Regions from separate parts of the Homo sapiens genome. Here regions 1, 2, 3 and 5 are each linked to region 4. A link is a loop called in an ENCODE intact Hi-C map of the cell type or tissue named here. Cell type or tissue: endothelial cell of umbilical vein. All regions are shown on one strand.

The links. A loop is a pair of places that touch in the nucleus more often than their neighbours do. Peaks named below come from ENCODE experiments on the same cell type or tissue, not always from the same donor. Only the 100,000 strongest peaks of a DNase experiment are listed, where the experiment ranks them.
Region 1: it touches region 4 in a loop (8-fold over the local background); 8 of 110 quality-filtered maps call a loop at or near these places.
Region 2: it touches region 4 in a loop (11-fold over the local background); 30 of 110 quality-filtered maps call a loop at or near these places.
Region 3: it touches region 4 in a loop (10-fold over the local background); 6 of 110 quality-filtered maps call a loop at or near these places.
Region 5: a loop joins it to region 4, with 8 times the contacts of the local background. A loop is called at or near these places in 25 of 110 quality-filtered maps.

What each region holds. Positions count from the first base shown.
Region 1 is chr1:84,384,964-84,389,963 of GRCh38, forward strand. No RefSeq gene overlaps it. Among named protein-coding and RNA genes, the nearest start is that of DNASE2B, 11 kb to the right of the region's middle. RefSeq lists an enhancer at 4,227-4,406. In endothelial cell of umbilical vein, no CTCF peak of the experiment used is centred here; no DNase peak of the experiment used is centred here.
Region 2 is chr1:84,601,799-84,606,798 of GRCh38, forward strand. All of the region lies in intron 2 of LINC01461 (long intergenic non-protein coding RNA 1461), which reads right to left. Among named protein-coding and RNA genes, the nearest start is that of LINC01461, 17 kb to the right of the region's middle. In endothelial cell of umbilical vein, a CTCF peak has its summit at 2,982 (motif pointing left); DNase peaks (open chromatin) are centred at 1,583, 2,463 and 2,893; H3K4me3 peaks cover 779 bases; H3K27ac peaks cover 2,485 bases.
Region 3 is chr1:84,363,391-84,368,390 of GRCh38, forward strand. It overlaps the pseudogene UOX. Among named protein-coding and RNA genes, the nearest start is that of DNASE2B, 33 kb to the right of the region's middle. RefSeq lists an enhancer at 1,769-2,968. In endothelial cell of umbilical vein, no CTCF peak of the experiment used is centred here; a DNase peak (open chromatin) is centred at 2,401; H3K27ac peaks cover 2,745 bases.
Region 4 is chr1:84,142,134-84,147,133 of GRCh38, forward strand. It overlaps PRKACB (protein kinase cAMP-activated catalytic subunit beta), which reads left to right and starts at 2,138. Exons shown (of 10, transcript NM_182948.4): 1 at 2,138-2,415. The coding sequence starts at 2,229. RefSeq lists a silencer at 2,157-2,206. In endothelial cell of umbilical vein, no CTCF peak of the experiment used is centred here; DNase peaks (open chromatin) are centred at 2,228, 3,198 and 4,468; H3K4me3 peaks cover 2,486 bases; H3K27ac peaks cover 3,775 bases.
Region 5 is chr1:84,299,790-84,304,789 of GRCh38, forward strand. It overlaps SAMD13 (sterile alpha motif domain containing 13), which reads left to right and starts at 1,919. Exons shown (of 4, transcript NM_001134663.2): 1 at 1,919-2,012; 2 at 3,414-3,498. The coding sequence starts at 3,446. In endothelial cell of umbilical vein, no CTCF peak of the experiment used is centred here; DNase peaks (open chromatin) are centred at 102, 1,842 and 3,022; H3K4me3 peaks cover 1,389 bases; H3K27ac peaks cover 4,094 bases.

The DNA of each region.
Region 1 (5,000 bases), 240 kb after region 4:
GAATGAGAACTTGTATAGGAAAAAGAGAATCCCATGCAGCAAATGAAAATATATCAGATTGTTCTGAAGACTGACAGGTACAGGGCTTTTTTGATAATAATAATAAATACATTAATAGGACCTCCTGGGTCAAAACTGTACTGTTTTATTTAATCCCCACTAACCTAATCCTTGTAATAGCACTGTAAAATCTTTATAATCCCAGTGTAAAATGGGAATTAATATTCCCATTTATGGAGGGAGGAGGTGAGTTTCAAAGATATTAAGTGATTTGCCCTAGTTCATACGGCTAGTAAAGGACAGAGCCAGGATTTGCACTCAAGTCTATTGACTCTAAATTGTAGAATGGCCAGTAGGTGAACTGCTTTTCTTCTATAAAATATCTTCACTATGTTACCTGGAAATAATTGCATGCCCTTTTTATAGAGAGTGACATTCTGGAGAAAATGCCCTGTGATCAATAGAAACAATTTGAAAATTGCCTTTTCTACTTGCTGCCGGGAAGAACAGTAATTAGTGACAGGGTCCAGATTACCTTCAGGAGTGCAGAGCCAAGGCTGTCTGGCTGCAGGAAGAGCTATGCTTTTAGTGAAGAGACACTTAATAAAAGCCTAGTGATTGATTCATTACTACCCTTGTCTGAAGCTGGAGCCTTGGCTAGTGAACACATTCATCTCCACTGGTAGAATCCATAAGATTTGTCCCTGGGCTTTACTGGTGTTTGAGGAAAGAGGCAGGAGGGAGCAGAAGAACAGAAAAACCTTATTTTATTTAGCACAGAAATTGAACATTAAAATGATAATGAAAGAAGGTGACAAAAATAAAAGTAAATGAAAAACAGCATGCAGTGAGAGTCTGGGTAGGAGACAAAGAAGGAACCTCATCTGCAAATCACACTTAGGATGTTCAGGTGTACTAAGGGCTGCCTAAATATCTATTTGAATAAAAAATCACCAGACCCTCTGAGGGGAATTTAAGAATACTAGCCAAAGTCAGAAAGTACTGCTGTTCTTAAAGTAGGGGGTGGGAGGCTGCCTCCAATCTTGGAGATAGAGCTGGGCAGGGCAGGCTATTGTTGGTCATTGAACATGCCCTCGGGGGTTGAGATATCTGAATTCAGTTCTTTCTTGTGAGAGGTTAAGGAAAACTCTTGGAGAGGCCTCTGAAAAGCCTCTGGCCCAACATTTGGGGACTCATGCTGAAGAAAAGGGTCAATAAGAAAACCAAAGGAGCAGACTCAAGGGATCTCAGTAAGAACTACAAGACTGTCGGGGAAAGAGAAACTGTTGTGTGGTAGTGGCTTTGGGATTAAACGAAGTTCAAATTCAACCCTGCCACTTAAAGCTTTGTGGCTTGCAACAAGTAATTTAATGTTTCTGAGCCTCAGTTTCCCCATTTGTGCAAATGGAAAGAAGCACCTCTACCTTGTAGGGCTGCTGGTGAATGTCAAAGGCCTGGCTTAGTTCCCAGCAGCTAGTGGTACACTGAGGTTAATCCCAGCAATAGAGGCCAGGCCTGGCTGTGGAAGCAGCAGCAGCAGAGGTAGCAGAGGGGACTGTGATTAAGGGCGCCAGTTTTCAGAGTGAACAGCACTGGGAGCAGTAACAGGTGGAAGACTCTGGTGTATATTGAGCCACAAGGGACTCTACCTGAAGGAGGAAGGCATTTGGCTGGGTTGGGGCCCTTGAGTGGTATGGGCTGGAGTCTGGAATGAAAGGTCTCTGAGATCATCCATCATCCCCAACATGTACCAGGACTCGACAAATGTTACTCCTTAGCTTCATCCCTGCCCCTATATATTCAAGAAACAGTAGTTTAGCCTATGAAGACAAGTGGTACCTACATGGTACATAGAAAGATTAAATGATAGCCACCCTTCTTATCCCCATTCCTGTTCAGCTCACCAGCATAATATCTGGCCACACGTCATTGCAAACTCTGCTTTAGCTATGCTGATCTAATCACGGCTGCCCAGGTGTTACATGCTTTTTCTGTGTGTTGGCCTTTGGATTTGCTATTCCGTCTTTCTTGAACACTTTCTCCTCCTTACTACCCAACTACCAACCTCTTTGCCTGCCTAGCTTCTTCTAGATACCCTTCAGGTCTCAGATGCCACTTCTCCCAGGGTCCACCCCAGCCCTTCAAGTCTGGAATAGCTGCCCCTTTTAGGTGCTCTCAAAATATTTGTTATTGCCTTATCAGAATATTTATCAAATTGTATTGCACCTGCCTCTTTATGTGTCTGATTCATTCAAAAACAGTAAACTATGAAAGCAGGAACAAGTTTGATCTTGGTCACCATGGCAACCTCAGCACTCAGCACAATGCCTGGAACATAAGTAGGTGCTTAATAAATGTGTCATGAATGAATGGATGGTGCCACCACCACCTCCACTGCTTGTGTGATGACACAGCATAGTTAATGAAAACACACAAAGGATTTCAATACAGGAAGAGCCACTTCAGCTCAGACCCCAATTAGGAAGTCCTTTTCCGGGGAAAGTGGGGCAAGGAATTTATGCCCAATGATCACCACAGCCTGGAGATCACAGGCACAGCTGACCAAAGAACAAAAAGCCGAGGAAGGGCAGAATTGAGTATAGAGTCGGTAAGGCAGCACAAAGTGTTCATATGGCTAATAAGACAGCCTTCCAGTGCAGCACAGCCATCCCAGACTGGAGATCATGCAAGACATGTGCGGGACAGGTCGGCGCTCCTTTGCAGGACCCTGACTGGACTAAGCAGAGTTGGCCCTTGAGCAAAGTTTGAGTAATCAAGTTTACTGGCAATGAGTCTGTATGAAGGGAACCAATCATCTGATCCTGGAGCAGGTGGAACAAGCCTGGCATGGGACACCCAAAAGCATCCCTGCACCCAAAGAGCAGATAATGGCCTGGACCATAACCGAGGCTGTTCTCCCCCAGTTCTCTAATCAGATAAATCAGAAGTAGGTGTCAGAGCCCCATTGTGTAGAATGTAGGGAATGGTGCAGAGATCTCATACGGTAAAATACAAAGGGTGCTCTCTTCTGGAGAGTGGGCAGGTGGCTGAAAGGACAGGCTTTGGGCTCTGCAGTCAGGCAGCCCAGGCGGAATCCTTGTTCTGCCACATATTAGCTCTGAACAGAGGCAAATTTCTCCATCTATAAAATGGGAATAATAGTAGTGTCCATCTCTGAGGATTGATGTGAGGATGAGAAAAAATATAAAGAACTTAGAAAAGTGTTTTACCAATAATCAGCACTCGATTAATCAGCACTTATTAGCCATAATTATCATTGATAAATAATAATCACTCGTCAAATTTTGCATTAAAGGATAAAGTTACTGACAGAGATAAATACCTAGAATGCACACCAATCGAGAGCTGGAGTGGTCAAATCAAAGGGCTGCTGCTATGATAAGGCCTACTTCTGCCTGCCTACCCTCAGGTACATTGGCCTTCTTTAAATGTTCATGATTACTGACACTCACCCCTTTGGTTGTCCTTCCTCAGGCTTGTATGGTTTGAGAAGTTATAAAAGTGAATCGATTTCTTAGAATAATACTCTGGAAAAAATATTAGCAGGAATAATTTCATTCTTTCTCTTTGTTTCTTTGTTGTTTCTTTCCCTTTCTTTCTTTCTTTTTTCTTTTCTTTCTTTCTTTCTTTCTTTTTTTTCAGGGTCTTGCTCTGTCACCCAAGCCAGAGTGCAGTAGCATAATCACAGCTCACTGCAGCCTCAACCTCCAGGACTTGAGTGATCCTCTCACATCAGCCTCCCAAGAAGCTGGAACTACAGGTGTACACCACCGTATCTGGCTAACTTTTGTAGTTTTTTTTTAGAGATGGGATTTCACTATGTTGCTTAGGCTGGTCTCAAACTCCTGGGCTCAAGCGATCCTCCCACCTTGGCCTCCCAAAGTGCTGGAATTATAGGCGTGAGCCACCATGCCCAGCCAGGAATAAATCTTTACCTGGCTCTACATAAGAAAAATCCCCTTTCTACACATGTCTTAAAATGTAAAGGGATTACTTGTCTGCAAGTAATGTTGGGGAGAGCTCTCAGGGATTTTAAATGACTCATGTATTTTCACTTCTGCAATAAGATAGTAAGTGTTCTCTTATTTTCAGGCCATAATGAAAGTGATATAGATGTCACTACAGGTCTAGGGGTTCTTACCTTAGAGTCTTTTAGCCTCCAGAAGTCTCAGTGGATGGATTTGGGTTGGAACTGTGTACTCCATGAAGTTGTAACTAAAAGTTTATTTGTTTAGGGGAGGGGAGAGGTGAATCTTTCTGGGGAGAGCATTCGTAGAATTTCATTAGATTCCAAAAGGCCTCATGACTTATAAAAGTTTAAGAACCATTGCTCTGTGTAATTGGTGTCCAAATTGTTAGGATCACTTTGATCAAACTGACTTTGCCACGGTCTGACAACTAGCCACGAGGCGGCAGGAGGGAGAAGACTTGGTCATTTCAGTGTACAACTGCAATGGAACAGTATTGTAAAAGTGAAGGCTCTAATGTCTGATTGCCTGAGTTTAATTTCTGCCTCCACCACCTGCTAGCTGTATGGCCCTAGGCAAGTTACTTAATTTTTTTTGTTCCCTCCCCTTTGGATCTGTAAAATATGGTAATGACAGCAGCTGTTTCCCACAATTGTCATGAGGTTGAAAGTGACTTGCACATGGTGTCAGTAAATGTTAGCTCTTATTATTATCTGACCTGCCAATTTGACCAAAAAAAAAAAAAAAAAAGGATACTTCAAATCAGTTCCATCAGTAAGTGGTAGGGAGACATCCTTGTTTATCTCTTTCTTTTTTTCATTTTTAGAAACAGGATCTCACTATGTTGCCCAGGCTGGAGCATAGTGGTTATTCACAGGCGTGATCCCACTACTGATCAGTACAGGAGTTTCATCTCTTTTTGATAAAGAAGACTGAGGATCCCACACAGGTGCACACTGTTTTGTGCTATAGATGTACAACTAATAAAACAAATCCTTGTCAATACTAATT
Region 2 (5,000 bases), 460 kb after region 4:
TGCTGGGATTAGGGGTGTGAGCCACCGTGCCCAGCCCATTGTTTTTAAATTACAAAGTCTACACCGGTGAGCTAGCATGTGAAGCCCAGTTCTGTTTCTCACCATTTTCCTCTAACCAATCCTACCCACTATGCTCTGGCCTCCCAGTGGTTTCAGAGTATGGTCCCTGGACTAGCAACATGAGTATCACCTGAGAACTTGTTTAAAATGCAAAGTTTCAGGCCCTACTTTAGATTTAATGAATCAGACACTCTGGAGGAGGGATCCAGCAATCTGCTTCTTAACAAGGCTTCCAGGGCCTTCAGGTGCAGGCTCAAGTTTGAGAACCACTGGGCAGGTTCTGCTGAACTACTGGCTCTTCCCTACGCTCCACTGTATGACATCTCCATGCCTTTGCGCATGCTGTTCTCTCTGACCAAAAGTCTTTTCTCCCTTCCATTCCTGTTTTTTAAAAGTTAAATCAAGGATTATTCCCTCTATAATTCCTTTCCTGTTCAGCTCTTTCTTTCCTGATTATGGTGACTGCTACTGTCACCCTTGCATCCACGGAAACGAGTGAAAATGTCTATCATTCATAGGCCATGCTTTGTTGTCCTCATGGTTTATGTGTCTGCTTCCTCAAAAGACAGCAAGCTCCCCAAGGTAGTGACCATATTTGTCCTGGCACAGTGCTGGGGCTCAGAAAATGTTTGTTGCGTTGACATGTTACTGAAAAGCAAAGTGCAGAGAGGGGAGGGAAGAAAAGGGAAAGTGAAGAGTGTGCAAACGATCAACAACTACCACAATTAGAAAAGCTGGCACTGATTGAGTTCTATCTGTGTGATAGGTTCTGTGCTAATGCTTCGCAGGGACTGTGTCATTTAATCTTCCCAACAATTCTGTAGGTTTGATTATCCTCAATTAACAAGAGATGGAAATTAAGGCATAGAGAAGTTATAGAATGTACCCAAGTTGCCCCTTGGTGTACATAGTAGAGCCAAGATTCACACACACAGTTTTCCTCCAGGGTCTATGCTTTTTTTTGTTTTTCTGTTTTTTTGCTTTTTGAGGCAGGGTCTCACTCTGTAGCCCAGGCTAGAGTGCATTGCATGATCATGGTTCACTGCAGCCTCGACCTCCTGAGCTCAAGTAATCCTCTTGTCTCAGTTTCCCAAGCAGGTAGGACCACAGGTGCCACCACACCTGGCTAATCTTTAAATTATTTGCAGAGAAGGGGTCTCACTTTGCTGCCCAGGCTGATCTCAAACTCCTGGCCTCAAGTGATCCTCCTGCCTCTGTCTCCCAAAGTGGTGGTGTTATATGAGATAGAAAGAAATTATTTAGGTAGACAGTTAGGGTAAAGTGAGTCCCAGCAGAAGACTTTCCTTCTAACAAAAAGTAGCTCAGAAATAGCTCCCTTTCTAACCTCATGCAGTTCAAAGAAATCACTTCTAACAAAGAACAGCCCGAAAGATCAGGCTGTAAAAACACAGATAAACAACTCAGGCTCAGGAGATGGGGAGTCTCCTAGGTAATCACCAAACTTCACACTTATACAATGGACCCCAGTAAAAACAGTGGGCCTTAATAAGCACATTCCTTTCCTTTTAGGCACACTAAGATAGGGAAGCTAAAAGTGGACTGGGGGGAGATGCCAGCAGCTGCAGGAAGATGTCTGGGAACAGACACAGAAATTCTCCCTCCCAGATAAGCAAAACAAAGCAGCACAAAGCAGCGCAGACTAAGAGTCTGTCTACATGATCAAGGAGTGAGGTGAGAGCTGATAGAAAACTCTACTCTATGCACATAGCACACCTGGTTCCAACTAAATCTTTGGGCCTCAGTAAGATAAGACACCCCCTCCTCACTAGCCCATTTATAAAAACCCTGACATTTTTACTACAACTTGGCAACCCACTCAGGATCCCTCTCTGTGACAGAGAGCTGTTCTTTCCTTTTGCCTATTAAACTCCTGCTCCAGTCTCACTCTGTGTATGTGTGTCTGCGACTTCAATTTCCTTGGCCATGAGACCAACAACCTTGGTATTTACCCCAGACAATGAGGCTACTTCATTTGGGGGGCCCGTCCAGGATTTGAAGGTGAAATCATTGGAAGAGTGAGTAAAGGAGTGGACTCTCTACTTTCATTTCCGAGGCTTCTCGTCCCCAGTTTTTATTCTCTCAAAGAACTATAAAAAAATCGGGCATCTGTCAGCTAATTAATGAGTCACAAGGGCTAGCCGCTAATCTTAAAGACTCAGATGTGAAGCTTGCTGGGGAGGACTTAGTCAATCCTCCAGTGCCCTCAGGGTGCTGGGAACGTTGGCTCTGTCCAAACCAGTTTCCTTTCACTTTGCCATCACATGGGGCTGGAATAGGTCCTGGGGCAACTGAGGATTTCTGGCCAGGGCTACACCCTGGTGTTGTCCAAAGGCTCCTGGACTGACACCAGCCTCCGACTGCCTGACTGGGTGTCGGCCACAAGATTGCCAAGCTTTCCTATTGCAAATCTTATTTTCCTCCTTTCCTTTCCGAGGTCACCATGTCTCCCATCCCCTCTCTGTACACAATGCTGCGGGAATTTTTATAGCCCAGAGAAATAATTCAGTTAGGCAGGCTTAGCAACCACCTTGGCAACCAGAAATGCAGGTCAAGGGGATTGCTGTTTTTGTGACTTTCTACCGACAGGGGGATTTCGTGATCCAGATCTGAAAGACTATTTAACTCCTAATGATAGCACTTCCTGGGGTTGGGTAGAAGGTTATCTCCCCACCAATGAACATCCCTCTCTCCACCTAGGCTGTTTCTTTTCCCATGTGAAGAACCAGCACTACCCAGCCGGACTGCATAGTCCCTCTATGAGGCGAATTAACTTTCTCCTGCTAGGAGGCATGCTGTAGGAATGGCCTGCCACATGTCAGACTTCCCTCTCTGTCCATACGGAGGCCAAGTTACTGCCTGGTATTTCAAAGCTTGCAGCGTCACCTAGTGGAATAGGAATCCTTTCCATCGGCAACCTCGTCTGCCCTTTGCCAAAAGCCTCTAGCTTTCCACTTTTTCTCCCTTTTACATCCCTCTAAAAGAGATCAAACCTTATGTACCTCTGAGAGTGGGAGAACTCTGCTTTCAGCAGTGAGGAAAAAAATGTCCTCCAAAACCAAATTTTTGTCTCAATACTCTCTCCATTAGCAGAAAGGCTGCCATTTGACCCTTACATTCTCTTGAGACACCTATTCTGCTTGCAACTAGTATTTCGTCTAAATAGAAAGGGGATTTTATGTTTGGAAGTTAACTGGAACCACCATCTAAACATAAATTCTCTAGTCTGGTCCATAATAGCAGAGTATAAAGCTCAGCCCAGTACACTCCCTCCATTAAGGGGCCTTGCTTAAATGCAACTGTTACATAATCTCTCCTGATACCCATTCATCAAGGAGTCACACAGATCACACAAGTCTGAGAGGTCAAAGGGCAATTATCAGGCAAAGGACTAAGGTCACATGGGTAAGCGTGACTATCCCCATTACTTAGCTCCTCTGGGACCATGGTTTGAAGGTCACACCTGCAACCATGGGGAGGCACACACTGTGCTGGGACCCAGGGACCAAGGAGAGAGAACAGTCAGGGGGACACTCCCACTGTCATCCCCTCCACCCTGGGTCACACCAAAAAGAACAAGGAGACTGAGGGATGCCTCTCCTCTTGTCTCTTTTCCAGGATGGGTAGCAAGTCATTTTGGCTTGCACTCTGCTGGAGTACATTTTGAACTCCTTTGACACCCAAACTCTGAAGAAAAAGTGGCTCATTTTCTGTTGCACAAGGGTGTGGCCTTCTTACCCTCTCAGGAATGAACAGACCTGGCCAGCTAAAGGGAACCTTAACTTTAATCTTATCCAGCAATTAGATCTCTTCTGTAGATGGAAGAGCAAATGGTCCAAGGTTCTCTATGTGCAGGCTTCCTTTGCCCTGCGAGACAACCCAGACCTTTGCAAGCATTGCAAAACCAACTCAGCCCTCTTAGCAATCATATCAGACAGGTCTGTGGAGAGTAGTTCCCCTAAGTCAGAAGAGCAAGTTTTGGAGGAACCATTAGAGGCAGCTTCTAAGTGCCCCAGTCCTTCCAGTCCCCTTTGTCCAGGGCCCCCTCCAGCTGCACCATCAGCTCCTCCAGCTCCACCATCTCCAAAGCTCCCCACTGCCCAGACTTCACTCCTACCCCTACAAGAAATGCCAGATGGAAGGGGCACCATTAAGGTACTTATTCCCTTCTCATTGCAGGACCTTAGGCAGATAAATGGGCTGATTTCTTGATAACCCTAATAGATATATAGAGGCCTTCCAAAATTTAACTTAAGTGTTTTACCTCACATGGAGGGATGTTGTGCTGTTGTTTCTCAGCCAAACCCTCACTGCAGCTGAAAAGCAGACAGCTCTGCAAGCAGCAGAAAAGTTCGGAGATGAACAACATGTTCCCTATAGTGACCAAAAAGGAAAAGGGGAGATAAGGAAGGTGAGGAAATAACAGAAAAAAACAATCTCAATAGGGAGAGAGGCTATACCTCTTGACAATCCTGACTGGAATCCCTGTGACCCCATAGATGAATGGAAAAGGAAATACTTTTTAATGTGCATATCAGAGGGCCTAAGAAGGACTAGGACCAAACCTCTTAATTACTCTAAACTGTCCTTATTGAATCAGAAACCAGATAAAAATCTCCCTACCTTTTTGGAAAGGCTGAGAGAAGCTTTAATAAAACACACCTCCCTGTCTTCCAATTCAACAAAAAACAGGTTCATCACTCAGGCAGCCCCTGATATCAAAAGGAAGTTGCTGAAACAGGCCATGTCTAAAAATCTTTCTAGTTTTTCTCACTCTCAAGTTGAAACTTTGCAGTATGTAAATGACACTCTCCTCTGTGCCCCATTCAAGGATGTCTCAGGAAGGCACTAAGACTCTTCTCAATTTCTTAGCTAAAAGGGAGTATAGGGTCTCAAAATCTAAAGCTCAGCTCTGTCAAACT
Region 3 (5,000 bases), 220 kb after region 4:
TCACAATTCTAAGAAGGAAACATCCTTCACAAAACAGGAACTTTGTCCTTGAAAATTTCACATACTACAGGCTTTCCTGCCACATACCTGGGATATAACATCCAATAGCTCATTTGCAATCTATTGCAGTAAATGTGCTAAGAGCTAAGGAGAAGCAAAATGCACATATGTATAAATGGGCCACAATTTCTAAGGATTCTGCTCTAACATGGGTTTCTTCTCTGAAGCAAATACAGTGTTTCTAAAACTTACAAGAATAAGAGAACATCAAGTAAGAAAGGCCTAATTAAGTCGGGGTTTTTGTTTTGTTTTGTCTTGTTTTGTTTTTGAAAAGTCATGTTAGACTCTTTCCTCTTGGAACAGAATTGACAAATTAGCACAGGAATAAAATGTACCAGTCATTTGACCATGTAAGTTACATAATGTAGAAGCACATTTTGTGACGTGAGTATTCAATGTAGCACAACACTTTCCTCATCAAATTATTTCATTGTTCTTATCCCACGTTATTTTCCAAGCAGGCGCTTGCTTGTGAATGGCCTCCAACATCTTGTAGGGTTTGCTGCTCTGAACACCTCCCATCTCTTGCCTGACCCGGAGGCCAATGACAGCTTTTCTATGTGGGCCTAATAACAAACGAAAAGAAGACAGGACATTTATTACATTCAACACACACGTATATTGAAATTTCTGTGTCAGGCCAAATACTACCATAGCACTTTACAAGCATTAACCCATTTAATCCTCAAAAGACCTATAAGGTAGGTTCTCTTTTCACCTCCATTTTACAGATGAAGAAACTTGTCTTATATTTACTGAGAGGTGGAGCCAGGATTTAAATGAGTGTGCAATTAACCACTATACCATGCAACCTTAAGTAGCAGTATCATAAAGGTGAATGAAGCCGTATTAACAAATAATACTAAGGGCTCATATGAAAGCAATTCTTAAAAATGGAGATTTGATTTTATTTTTTAAATGAAGATTTTTTAAAATGGAAAAGGTTACCCAGAATGTTAACGTGGACAAGTTTTCATCATGGGTTTCTAAAGCTGTAATTTGTGAAGCTTTATTACATGTATACAATGGTAGTGTTAGTCAATTGATATAATCAGCCCTCAAATCTGTAAACATCTTTAAATCATCAACTATATTTGTTTCTCTGGCTATAAAAGGAATAATTGTTCATATTTGGAAGATTCAGAAAAGTACATGGTGAAAAATGAAAATCACTCATAATCTCATCATCCAGAAATTGTCATTGCTGATATTTTCACATCTATACTCTCTAGTCTTCTTTCTAAATGTACATCCACCCATCTGTATATTGGCTTAACATTTATTAAATGTGACGTTTTGTGCACATAAGGGATGCATTATTCAAAGAAAATTTCTACTCTTTTTCAGTACCCTCATATGTACTAAATATTCTCTAAGGATTGAAAAAGTTTAAAATCAAACATTAAGATCACAGAAGTACTATCAGAGTGGAAATAAATAATCAATGATACATATGCTAGAGCATTCTTAAAATCAAATATTCAGTCAAATGAAGTAACAATGGTGATATTTTTCAATATAATTTTATTTCATTTTCTGCATTACTTAGAAGCATCAGTAGGATGAAAACAATATTTGTTTCTTAAACCTGTGCACAAATTAATTGATGTGACACACTCATTAATTCATGATTATTTTCTTAATGAATTGATTCTAAAGCTTCTCCAAGATAGGAAGGCATAAGATAACCAAAAAGAAATATTGATTTATAACTGTTCTAATACTGCTCAGCATTTTTAAAGTAAATTATAGCCATAAAGCCTGTTATAATTACTAATAAGGTAATCCACAGAATGCCTTGCTGAGCTAGGTGTAGAAGAAATAAACTGTTTCATATTGGAGGAAAGTGAACACTATAAATCAATATACTAGTGTGAAATTTTGCATGGCTACATGCTATCATCTCCAGCATCACAAATGACTTAAGGAATTCCTCAGCTGAGAGTGGACTCCTATTGGTGGCCACAATGTCACAGTCTTGAAGACAACTTCCTCTTGACTGTACCAGTAATTTTTCCATATGGATTGTCTAATGGCAGCAAGACCTGTAGAAAAACCACATGGTAATTTAAAGGACATTAAAATAGCCCTCTCCTCCTTTCTATGACTCAATATTAAAAACAAAAACAACAACTTACTAAACAGGAAAATGTGTATGTCCTCCACTAAAGTTACTTCAAGCATGGTAATGCCTTATTATTCTGGCAATAGTTGAGAGATGAGTCAATTTCCTAGAAAATTTAAAAGCTTTTGAAAAATGTTAATCATTGAGATATAAATGTTTCTAAGATGCATTCCATATCCCTGCTTTGTAAATGCAGTGTATTGAACACAATTGACCTTTCCTTGGTGACTCACCTCATCCATGAGTCATTGTCCAATGCTGTAAGATCACCATGGCCTCAGAAGTGTCTGAGGTCTGCAGGGCTGTTCACTCAATTCTAAATGGCTCCAGATAGCGGTGCTTTTAGAGTTCTTCCACCCTCCCACCCTGTCATTTGTCACTTCTCTGCTAGTGTTAATGTGTCCAACTTCCTGTTTCTCATGTGTTATGTTCACTTTGTACACATCTGCTGGGTGAGAGTCCAAGAGTGGCTCCAGACATCCTCAAAGTACAGACGCAAGGACAGCTTGTTCAGCCACTCAGGTGCCTTTATGTAGAGCCCTGACCCAAAGGAACTTAGGCCTTCCTGACTCCAAGTCCCCAGCTGGGCTCCATGAGGGAGCTGCAAGTCTGACTTCCTAGAGGGAAGAACCCTGTGGGCGCAGCCCCCCAGCATGCTGGGATTAGTGCAGACCTGAGGTGTCGGGGGCCCTCAGGAGCCCTCCTCTCTCTGCCTGGGGTCCTGAGCTAAGCACTGCTTGAGCCATGACACCTGATCCTTTTTTCTATGTAGGGTCCATTTGTTTTGCCTCTGGTGGACTTGGCCAGGATTACTTTCAGGTCGCTCTCCTGCCCGTTAGAAGGCTTTAAAAAGGCTTCAGATTCTAATTAATGGCATTCTGGTAGCCATGTCCTTTCCTTCCTCTAAAGTAAATACTGCTGCCTCTCCTTGTGGCTGGATGTACAGCATGTGGGACCAAGGTAAGGGCAGCTCTGCTTCCCAGAGAACTGGAACTGAATCCCTGGAGGTTTTCAGAATCTAGATCACCTTTGCCAGGCACCTAAGCATGACCTTTGTTTCCAGATGCGACTCCCGAGCCTCCACCTGCAGCTGATGGTGGTCAAAGCCTGCTAGAGGCCACTCACATTACTTGCAAAACAGAAAGGAGGTACCTGGCCCGAAGGATTGTGAGGCTTCTGGGCCATCAGGTGCAGAATGTGGGACCTTTAACCCCTTCATTATCCCTTATCCGCCAAAGGATATGAGTCTATGGGAGCAGAGCCATGCTAATAGATGGCTCCTTCCCTATCTTACTCCCCAACACATACTAAAAGAAGTTACTCGAAACAATGTTTTCTAGTTAATAGGAATGTGTGGGGAGCTGGAGCAAATTGAGAAATCTTATTTTGAATGTGGTCCAAGAGGGAAGAATGGTTCTGATCTCCCAAGAACTGACCACACCAACCCACCAGTCAGTACTTCAGGCTGTCTAGTCAGACACACTGAGTGGTTTAACATTCTGCCATGGCTTAAAAAAAAAAAACAAAAAAACAAAAAAACAGGAGAAGTGTTTCTCCAAGACAAAGGGTTGTTTTCAAAAAATTAATTTCCACATCTTACCTCTGTAATTGCAATTAGAAACATAAATACTCTTCCATGTTTTCCTGTGTGTATTTTATGCCACTGAATTGACTAGTTAATCAAAAGGTAGGAATGATGGAAGAAAGTGAAAATAGAATCTTTTTTTCTCCTCATTGCCTCATGATGGAAGAATAATGAAGCTGTGTCCTTGCATGGCACTTTCAGAGAAGCAGATCTCAAAGCTGTTTCCTTGGGCACACTCTGTTCCTTCTCTGTCTTTCTCTCTTGGACTTCCAACCTTCTATAATCACTCATCCACTTCGAAGGCACTCCAACCTCAGGCATTGAAAGGCCCAGAATTGAAGAGGGCTGTAATCACTGGCAACTATAAATATTCCCCAAAGCAACAGTTGCTTAAGAGTTTTATTCAGTGACATTATCATCCCAGGCTCATAAAGGGGCAAAAGGGGGTGGGACAGAGATGTGCTTTAAATATATTTAAAGTTCTCTTACCTCTTACCTCTTCCTTGTTGATCAGACCCATTTTGGACATGTCTATGTTGAAGTAGTGAATGTTTGGCAGGCTGATTTCCATATCTTCTATCTGGAAACCACAGTGGTATGCATCACATTAGGAGCTGCGAGCCTCCATCTCCGTCACTCCAGCTACCCTCACCTCCCCTAACCTCGCACCCATTACTCAGGTTCTCTCTCTGACTTGGAGACACCCTCTGATGTTCCTCCACTGCCCGACACTGTTCTCTCCTGCTAGTTCTGTGATTAGATGGTGGGTCTGCTCTTCTCCCCTCAGTGTACAAAATCTGTTTCTCTGAAAAGAAAGGGCTCCTCGGGTCAGAAACCTGGGAGACCTCTTCAACATCCAACTGGCCTCCAGGTACTGGTCAGTCAACCTTCTAAATTCCTCCTCATTCCACTCCTTCCTTTCCAGGCCTGTATCTAACATTTATAGGCCCTGCAGTAAGAGTATAATTGGAGACCCACATACCAAAGGTATAAAAACTTTAAAGTTCTATTAATCAAGCCAAAATTTTTTTAAGTGAAATATGTTCTACTCTTCTAACTTGACAAATATACCCTTCATAACAACCTGGAAGGCCAAGCATTAATTTAAAATTCTCTAACTGTGATTGCAATTAGAAACATAAATACTCTTTCATGTTTTCCTGTGTGTATTTTATGCCACTGAATTGACTAGTTAATCAAAAGGTAGGAATGATGGAAGAAAGTGAAAAT
Region 4 (5,000 bases):
CTTTTAACATGTTTATTGAGTATGTAATACATGCATTTCATTTATGAATTCAAGTAACTCACAATTTAGGGTCATATAAATTCATAAACAGTACCTTTTAACATAATATTATGAGGTCAGTGAAAACAAAGCAGCAAAGTTTGTTTTCCTAGGAAGTATGTGGCAGACTTCACTGAAGAGGTGACATTTGAACTAAGCCTTGAAGATGATTAGAATTTCCTTCAGTAGAGCAAATCAAGGGAATTCAGTAATTTTATCCACTTCTTCCCTTACAGAATCAGTCCATGCTCTGTAGATATTTGTTGAAGACTACAGACATTTAATAAGTGTCTGTTTTGTGTAAGGCACTACCAGATGTTAAGAAACAAATTATTGTTATGCACACATAATATTTATACATAAAGCTACAAATTTAAGAATTTTGTCATATAGATGCTGTTGCATATTTGTTTAGATTGATAAAAATTTTATTACACAAAACAAAGTATACAGAAATGAGCTGTTACATGGCAAAATTCATTGGTCAGTGTTTTGTTAACTGTTATTCACACATAATATTTATACATAAAGCTATAAATTTAAGTTTATCTTATAGATACTGTTACATACTTGTTTAGATTGATATGAATTCCATTACACAAAGTATACACAAATGAACTGTTAAATGGCAAAATTCACTAATCAGTGTTTTCTTATTGGCCTTTTATGTAGTCCTAATTTGATTACATTATTGTTCCTATTTATTTTACTTATCAGTATTGTTTCTATTTTTTATGTTTGTCAAACAGTTGGCAGTAAATCTGAAGTAAGATTTTTTTAGATAGATTGTTTTAGATAGACCTTTTTCTTTCTTTCCTTTCCTTCCCTTCCCTCCCCTCCCCTCTGCTTCCAAAGAGAACCACGGAAATTTCTTATCCTTTAGTGTCAAAAAAACAAGTACTCAAAATTTTTGTTAAATGCCACAGGTTACTTTCTTTCCTGAAAATTGACAAGGCAAGTTTTACTTACTTTTAATCAAAAGAGATGTTTTGGCCAGGCGCGGTGGCTCACACTTGTAATCCCAGCACTTTGGGAGGCCAAGGCGGGCGTATCGCTTGAGGCCAGGAGTTTGAGACAACTCCTGACCTGGCCAACATGGAGAAACCCCATCTCTACTGAAAATACAAAAATTAGCCGGGCATGGTGGTGCGCGCCTATAATCCCAGCTACTCGGATGTCTGAGGGGCGAGAATCGCTTGAACCTAGGAGCGGAGGTCGCAGTGAGCAGAGGTCGCACCACTGCACTCCAATCTGGGAGACAGAGTGAAACAACGTTTAAAAAAAAATAGAGAGGTGTTTCTAAGTGAGATCACTAAATCAGGGGTTTAGGTAAGTAGTAGTCTTCAGTGGTAAGGTTTTAAAATTAACATGTCTCAGCCAACTAGAAGGAACTTTTTTCTCTCAATTGAAATTTCTTGCTATGGTGGATTTTATATAATTTAAATCTTGTATTTTGTTCTTTTCAAATTTTAGAATGTTTTAAAATGTACCCCTGGTAATAGACATATGTCAGCAGATTATAAGTTTGATAAGCAATACTGACATACTAAGTGTATGTAGTTCCTGTATGTATTAGGCCTAAATCAATGAATTAGAAACATTCAATTTTTTAAAGTGCTATTTCACATTGTTTTATTTATACGTGTTATAAATTTGTTTTGCAAGAGTTTTTTCATACCCATTTCATACTAGTTTTTTTTTATGAAAAGTTAGCTGCTTATAAGGATTCATAAAATCTGTATATTAGTTGATTTCCTAGAAAAAATACAACCTGTCTTTAGCATGTTGTGTTTGGAGGACAGCTTGGCCTTCAGTTGTTTGCATAGACTTGTCATACATGTTTAACTAGTTTTCTTTTTAAAGAATGTTTAGCCTACTATATATATAAAGCTTTATATTTAATGCTCTCATTAGCCTATATATTAATATTAAAACACCCAAACATAAAGCCTTTTAGGCAGATATTGCAAGTTTTTAAAATCCTCAACTCTAGCTGAAAAGTGTTTTGCTAAGAAAAGCTCAGTAATGTGCTGTTTTATATTAACAGGAAACAGAACAGCAGTAGTGGTTTGAATACCCTGCAAACAGGAAGTTTGACACATGCATAGCTCTTAGCTTCTGTGTAAGAAGTTGTGAGCTCCTTCTGGAAACATTTGCAGTTACATTAAGTAAAGTGTAAATGCACATGAATGGCAGCTTATAGAGAACCACCTTGTAACCAGTATACAGGTACAACTACAGCTCTTCAGAAATTGGAAGGTTTTGCTAGCCGGTTATTTCATAGACACTCTAAAGGTACTGCACATGATCAGAAAACAGCTCTGGAAAATGACAGCCTTCATTTCTCTGAACATACTGCCTTATGGGACAGATCAAGTAAGTTTTGTTTTTTAAATGATACATTATAACTAGCAACTAAAATGGTAATTGGAGTTTTACAATCAAACATAAAGAACCCTCTTTTGTTTGTTGTTTTCTGATTTTCACAAGGACATTTTGCAAGATGAAGTTGAAAGAATTCCATAAAAACTTGATTATAAGTTGAGCTGAATCATTCAGCTTTCATCATTGTATGGTTTTATTTTTGACTAAGTTCAATATCAGTGACAAGATTTTCTATAAAATTCTTACATCATTTCTAATGTACTTTTTTTTGTTGTTCTTACATAAAAATGAAATACTTAAGTTTCAGAAACAACCATCTGTTTACTTCTTAAAATGTCTTGTATTTATAAGCTTTAAACTTTGAAAGGGGCAACAAGACTCTTGAATTTATAATTACATTTCTATTGTGTTTGCCATGGTTTTATTTTTAAATGCATGTGAGAAAGTTATTTCAGTTTTACAAACAGGAATTTCTAAAATAAAACATAATTATTCTATCTAAATTCTTACACTTATAACATTATGGATATCAAAAACTTTATAATTATATTTTATGTTATTTATACATATGACTCAAATGCAGGAAAAGTTGGTTATGCATGAATCACATTCTTTCAGGCATGTTAAAATGTTTGAACTTGCAGCTTTGCTAAAATGGTGCTGGGGAACCATTTTTGGTGCCATACACTCTAAAAGATAAATTGCACATATAAACAATACTAGTGCCGCCATTCTACATCTCACCTTGGACCCTCCTCAAGGTATTTCTGTGACTCCAATTAGAGGAACAATAGAATTACCCTTGAAACTTTTGCCCTCTTTGGTGTGTTTGTTTGATCATCAAATAGCACTAGCGTTTGACTCTTTCTGTTTATGTATTTGGTAGCAGTTAAGGAAGAAAACTCAGCTTAACAACCACAACAGCAAAATCAAGAATGGCTTACAAAATTTACTCCTAGGTTTATACAGCACCTTGACAGTGTTATAGAAGCTTATTTGAATTAATTTTTTACTAAATCAGAAATTTTTTTACATTCTTCAAACTATTTTTGGGAGATTGAGGAAGAACATGTATTTGTGCATTTTTTCCACTTAAAAGGTTTTGGGTTATTTATAGTCTTTACTGTATAGCAAGTTGATGGATGAGGAATATGAATATATATCTTCAAGTTAATGAACTGTTGAATATTAAAATAGTGGTATAATATTAAACTTTACCATGTAACAAAAGCTTGTTAATTATTGTCCTTGCCCTATTCTTTTAAATTGCAGTCTTTTAAATCCTTTTGGAAATTATTTTTATGCATTTCAAGTATGTTTTAATTTAAAGTTAAATGAGGAATTAAGACAGAATTGAATTAATTTCTGTTTCATTAATACCTGCTCTTCATATAGTGGGTGTTTAGTAAAAGTGTCTCAAATAAATGAATGTTAGGGGTTTTTAATAATTAAAAGTTATGTTTGAACTAGACTTTCACCACTTTTTAAATGTATGGGATCTGTGATGCTTTCTAAAACATATTTTAAAATCTAGTAATGGAAAATAGTATCATGAGCCATGATTTCTATTGGATAAAATGCTGTTTTGTTTTTTTTTTATTGTGAAGTCAAAACAAATAGGATTCTTGTACACAAATAAAATTAGGAGCAAACCATGTAGCGCTGCAAATAATATGCATGATGTAAGAAATACTTAAAGAGTAACTGAATGTTCATTAATTAAGCATTCCTCTACTTGACTCTCCTTTTTATATCCCTGAATACCATAATAGAGATAATAATTTTATGTCTAAGGATGAGTATGGTAGCATGAAGCTATAATTTCCTATTATGAAATGTATTATTGTAGAGGAGAAAACACTGATAGAGCTGAAATAGAGGAATCCGATCATTTCAAAATTCCAAGGTTTATTTTTGTGGTGAAAACACAATTTTTATTTATTTGGCGAATGAGTTATAGAAGGAGTTCTGACTGTACAAAGTTTCATATGAACCACATTCTTCAAAGCTACTTAAAGCAGTTTACTTGCATGACTCATTTGACAAGGGAATGTAATGTCTCCTGATGATAAACACTGAATATGTTTGTTCCTAAAGTGTTTTTATAATGAAATAAACTAAGCATAGAAACTACATCAATTTACAAAAAAAATTCATAAACCTTTGTATAAAGATCAGTTACCAATTTAGGAGACATGAAATGCAGCATGCTTCAATCCAAGTTTCTTTCGTGTCCAGTGACATTATGTATAGGAAGAAACACAGAACAAAGGCCACATAGTGGTCTCAGGTGTTTCATCTTTTACTATTAAACTAAGTAACAGAAATTCCTGTTTGATTAAATAAATATGTAACAGCTAATTGCATGCACATATAAATACATGAAGTTCAAAGAAAAGCATGGAGGAATTCTGCTTTTTGTTCCAACTCAGAATGAATGAGAGCATTGACATGCGTTAAGTTCTCTTTCTAGCAAATTTATTATAGTTAGCTTTTTAATCTTCCTTTGATCATAAATGTGTAGAGTTATACAATGCTGACTTAATGAAGGTCTAACTACAGTATTTTAAGAAGCA
Region 5 (5,000 bases), 160 kb after region 4:
ATAAAACGGGATTAACTTCCTACAACACTTTCTGAAACTTTACTCTTGTGTAACAGGCAAACTTTTGATCACAGCAGGCCAGATGGGAGGGGATGTCCCTTTGTATATGCAGGAAGAGATGCTTGGAAAAACTTCACAGAATCCTTTCTCCTGTGGCTGTGTCTAAGGAAGAGCTGGGTGTAACTACAGTTTCTTTGCCTTTTCCCCGTCAAGAGTGGAGAGCTGAACATGCTTTTGTTCTGAGCAGCACTGTCAGGACAACCCCAGCTCCCCAAGACACAGAACTCCCAGTCCAACTCGCTTCCAATTTGGATTTACTGGGAGAATAGTTCAGGAATTTCAGATCAAGTCCAAAAGCGTTAAGGAATCTGTTAGTGAAAGAGCTCTTTATCTACATAAAAGTCCATCATTTTGAGATCAGCACTGGTGAAAGATCCACATGCCTGACCCATGCTCAAAAAATACTGCTCAAAAATATTTAATTGGTTCCTAGATTACTATTGTTTGCCTTTTCAAGGGAGCAATGGCAAATATTTGAAATCTTTCTTGGCACTGATCTTCAAGGAAGTCAAAAATTTCTAATATAATTCCTGGAATAAGTAAAGAACAAATTTTTTGACCTTGAAATTCAGGTTCCAAATTTAGATCAAAGGTAATCTCCTAATGTCCTAAAAGATTATTTTTAAAAAGGGAAGCAGGCAGCTTTTTCCTCAGATTCTACCTGAATTCTACAGGATATTACAGCAAGTGATAACTTTTTCCAGGATCTTTCTGGGGAACCTGTGTTCTGTGCCCTGTCTTGAGTGGTTTTGTTGACCATCTTGACCTAAAAGTGTCCAAATGTTGATTGATGTTTATTTCAATGAAGAGGCAACCATGTATGTTTTCTGTGTATGTGCAGAACATTAATGGGATGAGATTATTCTCCTGGAAAAGTGGTTTAAGCCAAGCAAGGGAACTGTGAGAATGACCAGGGTAACTTAAACAAAAGATCTTGCCCAGCCTCTCTGCTCCACCTCCCAGTTTTCTGATTTGGTATTTAGGATGATGGCGGGAGAGACTATGAATTTTGGGGTGGGCATAATGTCTTTCTATTCATATGTAACTAATATAGTACCGGGTACTCATAGATTGTAAGTGTTGGTTAAATTTCTTGAATTATGCTTTTTGTCCAACTGGGATAAACAGTTAAAATTAAACCTCCCAGAACTAATTGTTTTCGTTTTGTAGAATAAGGTTTTGTTTGTTTCAGTTTGAATTTTTGCTGGCTTCATTTGGCAGGATAAATGCCAAAATAAAAGAATGTGGGCGTTTTCAGGAGATCTGGTCATCTATTTTGCATCCTTTCCGAAATATGTTACTTCCTGCATAATGAAGTAAAAGGATTTGCTGCTGGGCAGTGCTTTCCTTATTCTCACAAAGAGATTACTTAAAAGCCAGCCCTGGGAACTTTGTCCATGAATCTCTATTAGGAAAAAAAGAGTAACATGGGACTGCAGCTTCCGAGTGTTCTCTGGTTATAGCCCATAAGCACTGGCTTCTCACTCTTATTTTTCCCTCTGGGGAGAAAAGGAAATAGTTTGAAACATGACATTCATGCTCAGAACAACAGCTAAGACCTATCATGCAGCAACAATGAAGGGGAGGGAGAAAATAAGAAGCTATTGAGACAGCTTGTTTTTCTTTGTACAAGACAGGTGCAGGGAGAATTCTGCAGGTTTTGGACTCCTTACTCATTTCTTGCACTAATTGTGCTGAAGGTAGTTAGCAAAAGTGAACAGGCACACTGTAGCTTTAAAAAGTCAGCCATGAACCAGAAGGCAGTTGGTGCAGCTTGTGTGTGATTCCTAACGTCATGTTGGCTGAGAGCCAGCCTGGTTTTATTTCACTGTGTCAAATTGTACCTCCTTATTGAATTCCTTTGCCAGCCTACTTTGTGAAAGAAAACATTGGGGTTTCTTTGGCTGTTCTTGATAAGCCTATAAAAAATGATATTTTTTAGTTGCTTATAGGTAGGTTTTCTTTTTACTCTTCCACAGAAAAGAAAATAATAGTAATAATAATAAGACAATGTAGTGTGGTGTTGCAGAGTATCATTGTGAGTGTTTTGTTTTGTTTTCTGAGATGCTTAGAAAATGGTGAATGTGTAACAGTTTCCAACTGAAGTGAAATCATATTCTGTTAGCATGGAGCAGCAGCACTATCTTCCTGTCTACTCTCTAACGGTGTGTGAATGTATGCTAATATCTATATATATATATTAAATGTTGGATTTCTCTATCAATGATCTAAGTGGTTTGCAGCTGGAAGTTTGTGTGTATGTGTGTGTTTCAGGAGTGAAAATTATCCCACACTTACAGTGTTATTTGTTAATCATCTACTTCTCTAACAGTGATAAAATCTTGCGAATATACTAAATGATGCACTTGCCATGTCAGAGTAATCCCTAGAGAAGGAGTGCCGAAGTATAAAGTGATTTGAGTGGAAATGTATTTAATTTATGGCTTCAGCTGAATAAGAGCAAACACGTTTCGGGACTGTTTCTTCCTTTTTTTTTTTTTTTTTTCTTAAAGCAGTTTTGTTCGTAGCTTTTTCATTTTGCTAATTGCATATTAATTGTGGAAGGCTTTTAATTTTCCACAGCCCTCATCCTACTAAACAAAAAGACAGAGTGATGGATGCTACAATATCTCCTTAAATGTTTTGATGATTTTTCATAAATCTAATGAGTTACCTACTCTTTCTTACACATACACACACACACACACACACACACACACACACACACCAGCACCACCTTTCTGTGCTAAGGGCTATCTGGCATTTTTTGTGAGCTTCCTGCTTTACCACAGCATGGCCATCTCACAGACGGGTTTTTGAGGCTTTCGTTGAGAATGTGAGGTAGGGGAATACTTGCTGACAAAAGCTTTAAGTGTCCTTCTGCATTGCAATGAAAAAATCTAGGAGCAAGGGGGAGTGGACAAAAAAAAAACCAAACACAATAAGAAAAAACAAATCAAAGCCCATAATGGGAGGGGGGCAGGAAAAGGGGGATTGTTTTTCTCTACTTTGACTCATTTATGAGTTGCAGTGTCTTAAGTGAGAGCTAGGCACCCAGAAGAAGCTGTGCCAGTTCACACAGCACTTGTTTTCAACGAGGATTCAATTTCATTTGCAAATGCTTATTGTCAAGGCAGGGAGTGCCAGTACAGATGAAAGCACCCCAATCCGTCTCCTCCAGTTCTTTAGGTTTAATCACATCTCTCCAATCGCCGAGGGAACTGGAGATTTAAACAAACATACGTGAACTGGTGTGAAGCTGTAAAAGGGACCATTATGTTTCCGATTCAGAATATATATTCTTCTCTCACTTTCTAAGAATTAAACACAAGCTTTTCTCCCTTATTGATTAGTTGCTGAAGTAAAGGAACCCTGCAGCCTTCCCATGCTATCTGTTGACATGGAAAACAAGGAAAATGGCTCTGTCGGTGTAAAAAAGTAAGTGAAGCTGGCTTCTGAGTTCTGCTTCTGCAAACAACAGAGGGACTTAGTTTCTATTTTCGTACTTCTTGCTTATCTACTACAATACACAGTTTGGGGGTCGCCTTGGTTTGTCTACACTGGCCAGCAGCCTCCCTTCTCCCCCCTACCCCAGTTACCTTTTTCTGTATTGCATTTCTAAGACAGAGATGACTCAGACATCAAAATATATATGAAAGGTTTGTGTATCAGGCTTTGGAACAAGGATGGTTGAGGATTTCAGCCCTGCATTCTGTATATTGAAACAAAAACTCCAAGCAGAGACTCTTCCATAGACAACACAGAATGGGGGCAGAAAATAGAGTTCAAATTTTTTTTTTGAAATACAATCACCTCTAACTCTGAAAACTAAGAGCTATAGTGCAGGAAGGGAAAAAGCTTCAGTAAGAATATAGTTTAACAACTCCTCCGTCCTAATTTTATGAACTGTTTAATGAATGTGAAACATTTCTGTGCATACATGGTGTTTATTTTAAAGTCTGTTCTCACATTTGAAACTTGTGTTTATATGTGTCATGTAAGAGTTATATATTTGATTATTTTAAATGGGAAAATTCAATTGCACATGTAACATAATATTTTGATATTTATGAGTATATGAAAAATGTATATTCTCACTTAGGAGTTATAGCAAAGCAATAAGTACTTTGATTACAAGGAGAAAGTGAGTTCCAAGAGGGAGTTATCTGTTTCATTTCTTTCCATATCATTTAGTTTAAAATTGCCGTCAACTTGAGCTTTGGAGGAAACTAATTAAATATAATCCATAGAAGCTGTGATATCTAAATGAGGAAACAGTGTGCTATATGTTTATGAATAGAAGGTATATTTTGCTTCACAGCAAAGTTACATTAAAACTAACTTAATAAAATCTGTTTTTTAAAGTTCTCGGGTAATTTATATATCAGTGCCATACTGCCATGCTGATTACCATCCCTAAAGTTTGGGGTAGGTAGGTGGAGGAGAAATGAAAGAAACAGATGCTGTTTTATGTGTGAGTTAGATCAGTGTTATCCAACAGTACTTTCAACAATGATGGAAATGTTCTGTATTTGTGCTGTCTAAAATGGTAGCCACTAGCCACATGTGGCTACGAAGAATATGAAATGTGACTAGTTTAAGTAAGAAACTGAACTTTTAATTTTACTTAATTGTAATTAGTTTTAAAATTAGCAGCTTTACTGAAGTATAATCCTTGCATAATAAATTGCATGTGTGTAAAGTAAGTTTTGATATTTTTATCCCCTCTTGAAACTACTGCCACAATTAAGATGACAAATATTTCCATCACTTCCAAAATTTCCTTACGACCTTTTGTAATCTCTCCCTCCTGTCCTTTTCTGCCCCCATATCCCCTGGCAACCACTGTTATGCTGTCATTATAAATTAGTTTGCTTCTTCTAGAATTTTATATAAATGAATGTGTATACATCCCCCGCCCCCACACACACACATATAGT